Regions from separate parts of the Homo sapiens genome. Here all the other regions are linked to region 1. Evidence: chromatin loops called from intact Hi-C (ENCODE). Cell type or tissue: B cell. All regions are shown on one strand.

The links. A loop is a pair of places that touch in the nucleus more often than their neighbours do. Peaks named below come from ENCODE experiments on the same cell type or tissue, not always from the same donor. Only the 100,000 strongest peaks of a DNase experiment are listed, where the experiment ranks them.
Region 2: it touches region 1 in a loop (12-fold over the local background); 86 of 110 quality-filtered maps call a loop at or near these places.
Region 3: a loop joins it to region 1, with 5 times the contacts of the local background. A loop is called at or near these places in 2 of 110 quality-filtered maps.

Annotation. Positions count from the first base shown.
Region 1 is chr9:33,080,053-33,082,552 of GRCh38, forward strand. No RefSeq gene overlaps it. Among named protein-coding and RNA genes, the nearest start is that of SMU1, 4.6 kb to the left of the region's middle. In B cell, CTCF peaks have their summits at 1,393 (motif pointing right) and 1,594; a DNase peak (open chromatin) is centred at 1,389; H3K4me3 peaks cover 904 bases; H3K27ac peaks cover 563 bases.
Region 2 is chr9:33,169,991-33,172,490 of GRCh38, forward strand. All of the region lies in intron 1 of B4GALT1-AS1 (B4GALT1 antisense RNA 1), which reads left to right. It also overlaps a transcript of B4GALT1 not described here. Among named protein-coding and RNA genes, the nearest start is that of B4GALT1, 3.9 kb to the left of the region's middle. In B cell, no CTCF peak of the experiment used is centred here; a DNase peak (open chromatin) is centred at 1,031.
Region 3 is chr9:33,201,471-33,203,970 of GRCh38, forward strand. No RefSeq gene overlaps it. Among named protein-coding and RNA genes, the nearest start is that of B4GALT1, 35 kb to the left of the region's middle. RefSeq lists an enhancer at 847-896. In B cell, no CTCF peak of the experiment used is centred here; a DNase peak (open chromatin) is centred at 1,241; H3K4me3 peaks cover 670 bases.

The DNA.
Region 1 (2,500 bases):
ACCAGGAGCTCAAGACAAGGCTGGACAACATAGCAAGAGACCCCTTCTTCACAGAAAAATTAGCCTGGCATGGTGGCACACGCCCGTAGTTCCAGCAACTTGGGAGGCTGAGGCGGGAGGATTGGCTTGAGCCCAGGAGTTTGAGGCTGCAGTGAGCCATGATCGCACCACTGCGCTCCAGCCTGGGAGACAAAGTGAGACCCTGTCTCTAAAGAAAATAATAATAATAATAAAATTAAAATAGGCTAGGCATGGTGGCTCACGCCTGTAATCCCAGCACTTTGGGAGGCCAAGGTGGGTGGATCATCTGAGGTCAGGAGTTCGAGACCAGCCTGGCCAACATAGTGAAACCCCCCCATCTCTACCAAAAATACAAAAATTAGCTGGGCATGGTGGCACATGCCTGTAATCCCAGCTACTCAGGAGGCTAAGGGAAGAGATTCGCTTGAGCCCGGAAGGCGGAGGTTGGCCTGAGACGAGATTGCACCATTGCACTTTAGCCTGGGTGACACAGTGAGACTCCGTCTCAAAAAATAAAAATAAAAATAAAAAAGAAAGAAAGAAAACGTGGGGCAGTGGAGGGTGGGGAGTGTAAACTATACTCTGTCTGCATCACATGCTGCTTGACATAATCCCTGGTGCCAAGTAGCCTGTTTCAAGTCAGAACTTGTTATTTGCTGCTGTGCCCGTGGTTTATGCATTCACGTCAATGTGATCATGGGCACCATTCTTGAGAAATGAAACTTTATCATGACTAGCAAGCAGCCACAGAGGTATACCTATCCTTTGCTTCTTCGATATATTGGATTTTTAACCCCTGATTGACAGTCGATGCTGCTGGCATTGCAAACCCTCCTCATTCATGTTTATTCTGTAATAAAAAAGTGGAATATGATGTTTTTGTTACCATGTATAAGAAATTACAATCTTTACCTAGTTGGGGAGGATTTTTTTCCTTCCTGAACTGGTTGCTTATGTAAGTATTCTGTATTCCAACAATCCATCCATTTCCATGCTTTTCCCATACCCAAAAGTATAGCTTTTGTCACCTTGCTGATCTCTTGTTCACAAGTTGATAAATTTTGCCAATTCCTAAAGATCAATTTGTATAGAAATTTTGTTTTTAACACTAGACAAATGAGGTCTCTCACATCTCTCCATCCATATATAAATAAAGAAACAAGCAGGCACACACACAGACAACTTCTAAACTCTAAACCAGGCAGTTGTATTCACCAAGAATCTTTCCACCGCATACTCACAGGCTGGATCACAACCTCCTAGACCAAATTTCTAGTGAACAAAAGTAACCCCGAGGGAAATCCGGTCTCCTGATCCGCCCTGCTTTCCGGTAAATGGGCCCCCTCCCATAAGTCCATGTATCAGCAATCTATCTCTTGAATCCAGCAGAGGGCAGGACAGTCACAGAAAAACTACCATTGTAAACCTAGCCTCCAAATGTCTAACTGGTTAAGGAAAAGAGGTGGAGGGGAGAGAGATTCTTGGTCCTGCGGATAAAGGAAGTACTGTAGAAGGGAAAGTCAATATTTGAGTGCCAAAATGGGGCAAAAGGTTCGTTTTATTTTCTATTAAACTAGACCAGTTTCTTCTAACAGGATATAATAAGGCAAAGCAGAGAAAAAAATCACATAATTCTATGTGCTTTTTGCAGAACATGAATTTTAAGTTATGAGAGTTAAATGAGTTAATTCATACAAAACACAACAGTGCCTGGCATGTAGCGAGCACTAAGTAAGAGTTTGTTGTTATTGTTGTTGTTGTTGTCGTTGTTGTTGTTGTAGAGATAGCGTCTTGCTATGTTGCCCAGGCTGGTCTTGAACTTCTGGCCTCAAGCCATTCTCCCTCCTCGGCTTCCCAAAGTGTTGGGATTGCAGGTGTGAGCCATCATACCTGGCCTATTATTATATATTAAGATGTCAAAGCCCTTCTATTATTTATGCTTCTTACCACAATAAGAAAATAAATACTATAAGTCAAAATAAAGTCTAAAACTGGTCTGTTTTGGAGTGAGGAACTCCTCTCTTTAGTGTGATACTGCTGTCACAGATGGGCTTGTACCCTGCTCATGCTCCACCAGCTGGAAGCTGGCTGGTCTCCAGTAGTCCACTTTGTCTGGACCCCTGAAATCCCTGTCCATGTCTCATTGGCCAGTTCAGCCTCCGTGATGCAAAGCTGCTACGGTGTGTGTAGCCAGCATCTCCTTTATTTACACAGAAAGGGTTCCTCCCTCAAGGCTGGCGCTCAAATGGGGACCTGTTTCCCACACCACGACTTGTTAGCATTTGTGGTTCCAGAGGCTTCCCTTAGCACACCTTTGATCTGGGATCTGTACAAACAGAATACACAGGGCCAGGCCGCAAGAGTGCCAGCAGCTACCTGCACTTTCCCCACAGGGAAAGTGCTTTCCCACTGTTGTCCTTTTTCTAAAATAGCATCTCTCATCTCCCTACTCAGACTGCTTTTCTACTTTCCAGGGACT
Region 2 (2,500 bases), 90 kb after region 1:
ACGGAGTCTCACTCTGTCACCCAGGCTGGAGTGCAGTGGCGTGATCTTGGCTCACTGCAAGCTCTGCCTCCTGGGTTCACGCCATTCTCCTGCCTCAGCCTCCCAAGTAGCTGGGACTACAGGTGCCTGCCACCATGCCCGGCTAATTTGTTTGTATTTTTAGTAGAGATGGGGTTTCACCGTGTTATCCAGAATGGTCTCAATCTTTTGACCTCGTGATCTGCCTGCCTCGGCCTCCCAAAGTGCTGGGATTACAGTTGTGAGCCACCGTGCCCGGCCGATATTTGTTAAAATACTTTTTAAATACTGTGATCATCTTAATGATGTGGGAAGGAGAGAAGGGAAAAATTATTGCTAACTTAGTTTAGAACGTAAAGTGGAGTTCTCCAAGGAGTTGGTAAAGGTGAAGCTGACCCCAGCATCCTGTGTCTAGGGGTAAAGTCGGCCTGGCCAATGAGTGAGGGTGGGTCAGATTAGTCCTGCAACTGAAAATTAAGTGGAGGGGGAAATGGGGATGTGTCTTCCATTGGTATAGATGATAGCCAGGAGACAGGACTGCGGGGGTTATTAAGAATCACAGACCTGTCCCAGGACACACGTGGCCAGAAATCGAGGAAAAGGAACAACACTTGCTGATTGCCTATCCCTCAGGAACTTGCAGAGTCCACTGAGGCCTGAGCACTAGTCTCAGCTGCCCCTGATCCACAGGCACCTAGAAGCAGTCAATTACAAATAATACAGATGGCCCAGAAACCTTTGGGACAACATTGTCCAGCAGTCCAGACATTAACTGGTGCTAGTGAGACAGACCCAGGCAACCTTTCTCCCCACTGTCTCCAGCTCTTTTCCACTCTCTACTTCGTCAGGTGAAAAATTAATCCCATCCGGCGAGACAAATGCAGGAGGAAGTTGCAGTGCTGATTGGCCAAAAGCTGGCATGGGGGCTTGGCCGTTGGCCCATCCATGTGCTCATCTGCCCAGAATCACCAGCTCCCTGCTTCTCCCTGCAGCTGGCCTTCCTCTGCCCTCCTATGGCGCCCTCTTCTGCACCTGCCAGGTTACATTTCTGTTTTTACCCTCATGGATCAGAAGGGCATCAAATAGTGCCCGGCACATGGTAGACAGTTATTTCAGTCATCTATTGCAGCGTAACACCTACCCCAAAACTTACTGTTTTGAAGCAACAATTTCTCGCAGTTTTGCAGTTGGCTGGGCAGCTTTGCCTCACATGGTGTCAGCTGAGGCACTGGCACAGTTGGAAGTTCCAAAATGGCTTCACTCATGTGAATGGCAGTTGGGGCTGTCTGGGGGCTGGAAACTCAGAATGGGTTGGGTCATGGGGCCTTCATTCTCCACTTGGATCTCTCCACAAAGGACTCTCCATGTGGCTGCTTGGGTTTCCTCACAAACTAGAGGAAGCATTCCAAAAAGGAGCATTTCAAAAATACAGAAGATGGAGATCCCTGAAAGCCCAGCCTTAGCATCACTTCTAAAGCATTCTTTTGCTTAAAACAAGTTTATAGGGCAGGCCAGATTCAAGGGGAATAAAACTGGCTCGGCCTCTTGTTTTTACTTTTTTTTTTAGACAGGATCTTCCTTTATCAACCAGCCTGTAGTGCAGTGGTGTGATCATAGGTCACTATAACGTCAAACTCCTGGGCTCAAGTGATTCTCCTGCCTCAGCCTCCCGAGTAGCTGGGACTACCGGGATGCGCCTCCACGTCCAGCTAATTTTAAAATTTTTAGTAGAGATGAGATGTTGCGATATTGCTCAGGCTAGTCTCGAACTCCTGAGCTCACGCAGTCTTCCTGCTTTGGCCTCCCAAAGTGCTGAGATTACCAGCATGAGCCATTTCACCTGGCTGACTCCACCTCTTGATGGGAGGAGGGACAAAGAATTGTCAGGCACCTTTATTCCACAGTAGTTTGCCCAATGGCCACAGATTATTTAGATTCTTCTCACAGGTAAAATACATTAGTGTCTTCTTAAAATCCCCCAAAAGTTCAACTAATTAAGACTTCAGGTCCAAAGTATTGTCTAAATCAGATCCAGGTGTTACCGACCAAAGCGCAAAAGCACTCACTGCCCAATGTTCTAGAAACCAATACTGTGACACCTGGTTTTTGAGAAAAGAAAAGCTTTGTACTGCAGGTAGGCCAACAAGGAGATAGAAGAGTCCAGCTGAAATCTCCCTGTGGTGACTTTAGGTCTCCCTGGGCTGGCTCAAGTCTCCCTGGGCTGGCTTTAAGGTAGTGTTTTTATCAGAAAAATTTTGGGGGGTGGATTCTGAGATTAGTAAGTAACTGGTGGAAGGAAAGGGGAGGTCTGGAAAGTCCTCAGTCATGCACAATTATTTCTTCATGCCTCTTCACTGGTCACATGTGCAATTCAGGGGGATTTAGAATGAAACGTGGTGGAAATTTGGGTTGTGACACCAGAAAGCTCTTTCTGTGAACAGCCCAGTTGCCCTGTTTGTTCCAACTGATTTCAGCCAGTTCT
Region 3 (2,500 bases), 120 kb after region 1:
CCAGCTACTCCGGAGGCTGAGGCAGGAGAATGGCGTGAACCTGAAAGGCAGAGGTTGCAGTGAGCTGAGATCATACCACTGCACTCCAGCCTTGGCAACAGAGTGAGACTACGACTCAGAAAAAAAAACAAAAAGTGGAAATGTCACATAGCAGCTTCTAGGAATCTTTGAGAGAAAGTAGGATCATGTCCTTTACATTCATCTTTTTTCCTCCCTCCATTGTGCTGTTTGGAGCATGAGATGGTACCGTCTTAGACTAGGAGGTTGAGGGCTACACCCTAGGAGTTGGCAGAGCTTTGAGTTAGGAAGAACCTGAGGCCAGGTGCAATGGCTCACGCCTGTAATCCCAACATTTTGGGAGATGGAGGCGGGTGGATTGCTTGAGTCCAAGAGTTCAAGACCAGACTAGGCAACACGGCAAAACCCCATCTCTACTAGAAAAAAAAAAAAAATTAGAAAGGCATGCTGGCACATGCCTATAGTCCCAGCTACTCAGGAGGCTGAGGCGGGATCGCTTGAGCCCAAGAGGACAAGGCTGCAGTGAGCCGTGATCACACCACTGCATACCAGCCTGAGCAACAGAGCTAGACTTTGTCTCCAAAAAAAAAAAGAGTATAATCAACAGGCAATAGCTGATAGAAAAAGTAAGGCCTGAGAAGTGGCCCCTGGATTTGGCCCTAGACTGTTGATGACATTAGCAAGAGCAGTTTCAGTAGAAGGGGCAGGGCAGAAGCTAGACTAGAGACTGCTGGGAGAATGAGAATCGAGAAAGTAGAGGGAGCAAGTACTGTCAACCACTTTGAGCAGCATGACATGGTGATCAGGAGACAGTGAAGGCTGTGGGCTCCATGGAGGGTTTTCCTGGCTTTTCTCTACTTTTAGGACCAGGGCAGACAGAGCAAGGGTGGCCTGGGATATCCAATGTCATTCAGTGTTGCAGCCCATCTGGTGGCTGTGGCCTTCATAGCCCTGGAAATGCTGATGCTGTCTCAGAAACAAGGGGATAGTGGGAACCTGGAATAAAGGAGGCTGGAGGATGATTTAGGCTCAGCCAGAGTAGATGCTGTTAAGTCCTTCCCGTTGGGCTGCTCCACACTGGGGTGCCTCTGGGCATCCTTCAGCGAGAGGCTGCCCCTAGTGTCCCCTCCCTCCCCGCCTCTGGTGCTGCCGGCTGCATCCCAGGCCTGGAACCAACATGCCGAACAGCCTCAGCACATCTGCATAGCTGACGTCAAAGCAGACCACAGTTTGTCCTCTGGGGAGGAAAGGGAACCACAGTATGTGTGTTGGTTTCTCTTCTATCTGAAAGCTCTTTCGCCCTTTTCTGCACTCAGGCCCCTGGCTAGCTTTCCTGATGTGCCTCTGGGATTCTTCCCCTTGGCACCTCCTCAACCCCGCCCTGCAGTCCCAGGTTTATCCGTTTCTTGTCACCTTGTGCTCAGCTGGGAACCCCTCCCTGCCTTTTCACATCCCTTACATCACTCCCTGAACACACTAGTCACTTACGTCCTCTCCTTCTTCAACTTTCTTTCCTCTCAAATGATAAAACCACCTTCCCAATCAAAGATTTATTGTGCAGGGAAGTTTTCCCAGCTCCCCACGGTAGTGAGATTAGCCAAAGGCGAATCACATGGGGGAAACTGGAGAAGGAAATGGCCCAGATTTACACCAGAGCTGTGGGGAGCAGAACCAGCAGCCAATCACAGAGGATCCTCCCTGAGTGGCTGACCCTTTGCGGGGACATAAAGTGTCCATTTATCTCCTATCTTGGGAAGAAGTGAGGGTCCTCACGAGGGCCTGGCACTTGCCAGTCTGCCAATTGCTGGGACGAATCTCAGGTTTTATTAGCCCCTCAATGGTCTCATGTATCCAAGGAGAAAGTGAGGGTCCCATGTCTGAGCCCAAGCAGGGGTTGCTCTCACCTTGGCAGCTCCCCATCTCCAGGATGTGCTCTTGCTACTCTGGAATATGGCAGCCTCTGCAAGTGATACTGGGCTTACAACACAGAAAGTGTCTCAAAAAACTTATAAGCATCCCTCAGAAACCTCTCCTGCTCCCCACTCCTGGGGCCCCATCAAAACCCAGCTTCCAGTGTTTTAAATCAAAATATAGCAGCCACAGAAAGCCTTCAGGATTGATAAGAGTTGAGCCAAGCAGATTCAAATAGCAGTAGGTCTGGTACCCTACAATGGTCTTGCCCTCCTCTGACCAATATGTCCTGGATGAGGAGGAAGAATTCAGCAAAAGGAGCAAGCTTCCCTCAAGGTGCTTAGGAAAAAATACACACTCTGGACACTGAAAAGCTTGGGGCTGATCCTATCCCTGCCACTGCTGACTTTGGGTTCTTTTTTTTGAGACAAGATCTCACCACGTTGCCCAGGTGGGTGTCATGAACTCCTGGGCTCAAGTGATCCTCCTGCGTCAGCCTCCTGTGTGGCTGGGACTATCGGCGTGAGCCCACTGTACCTGACTCCTATGGGTATATTTTTAACTTCTTTGA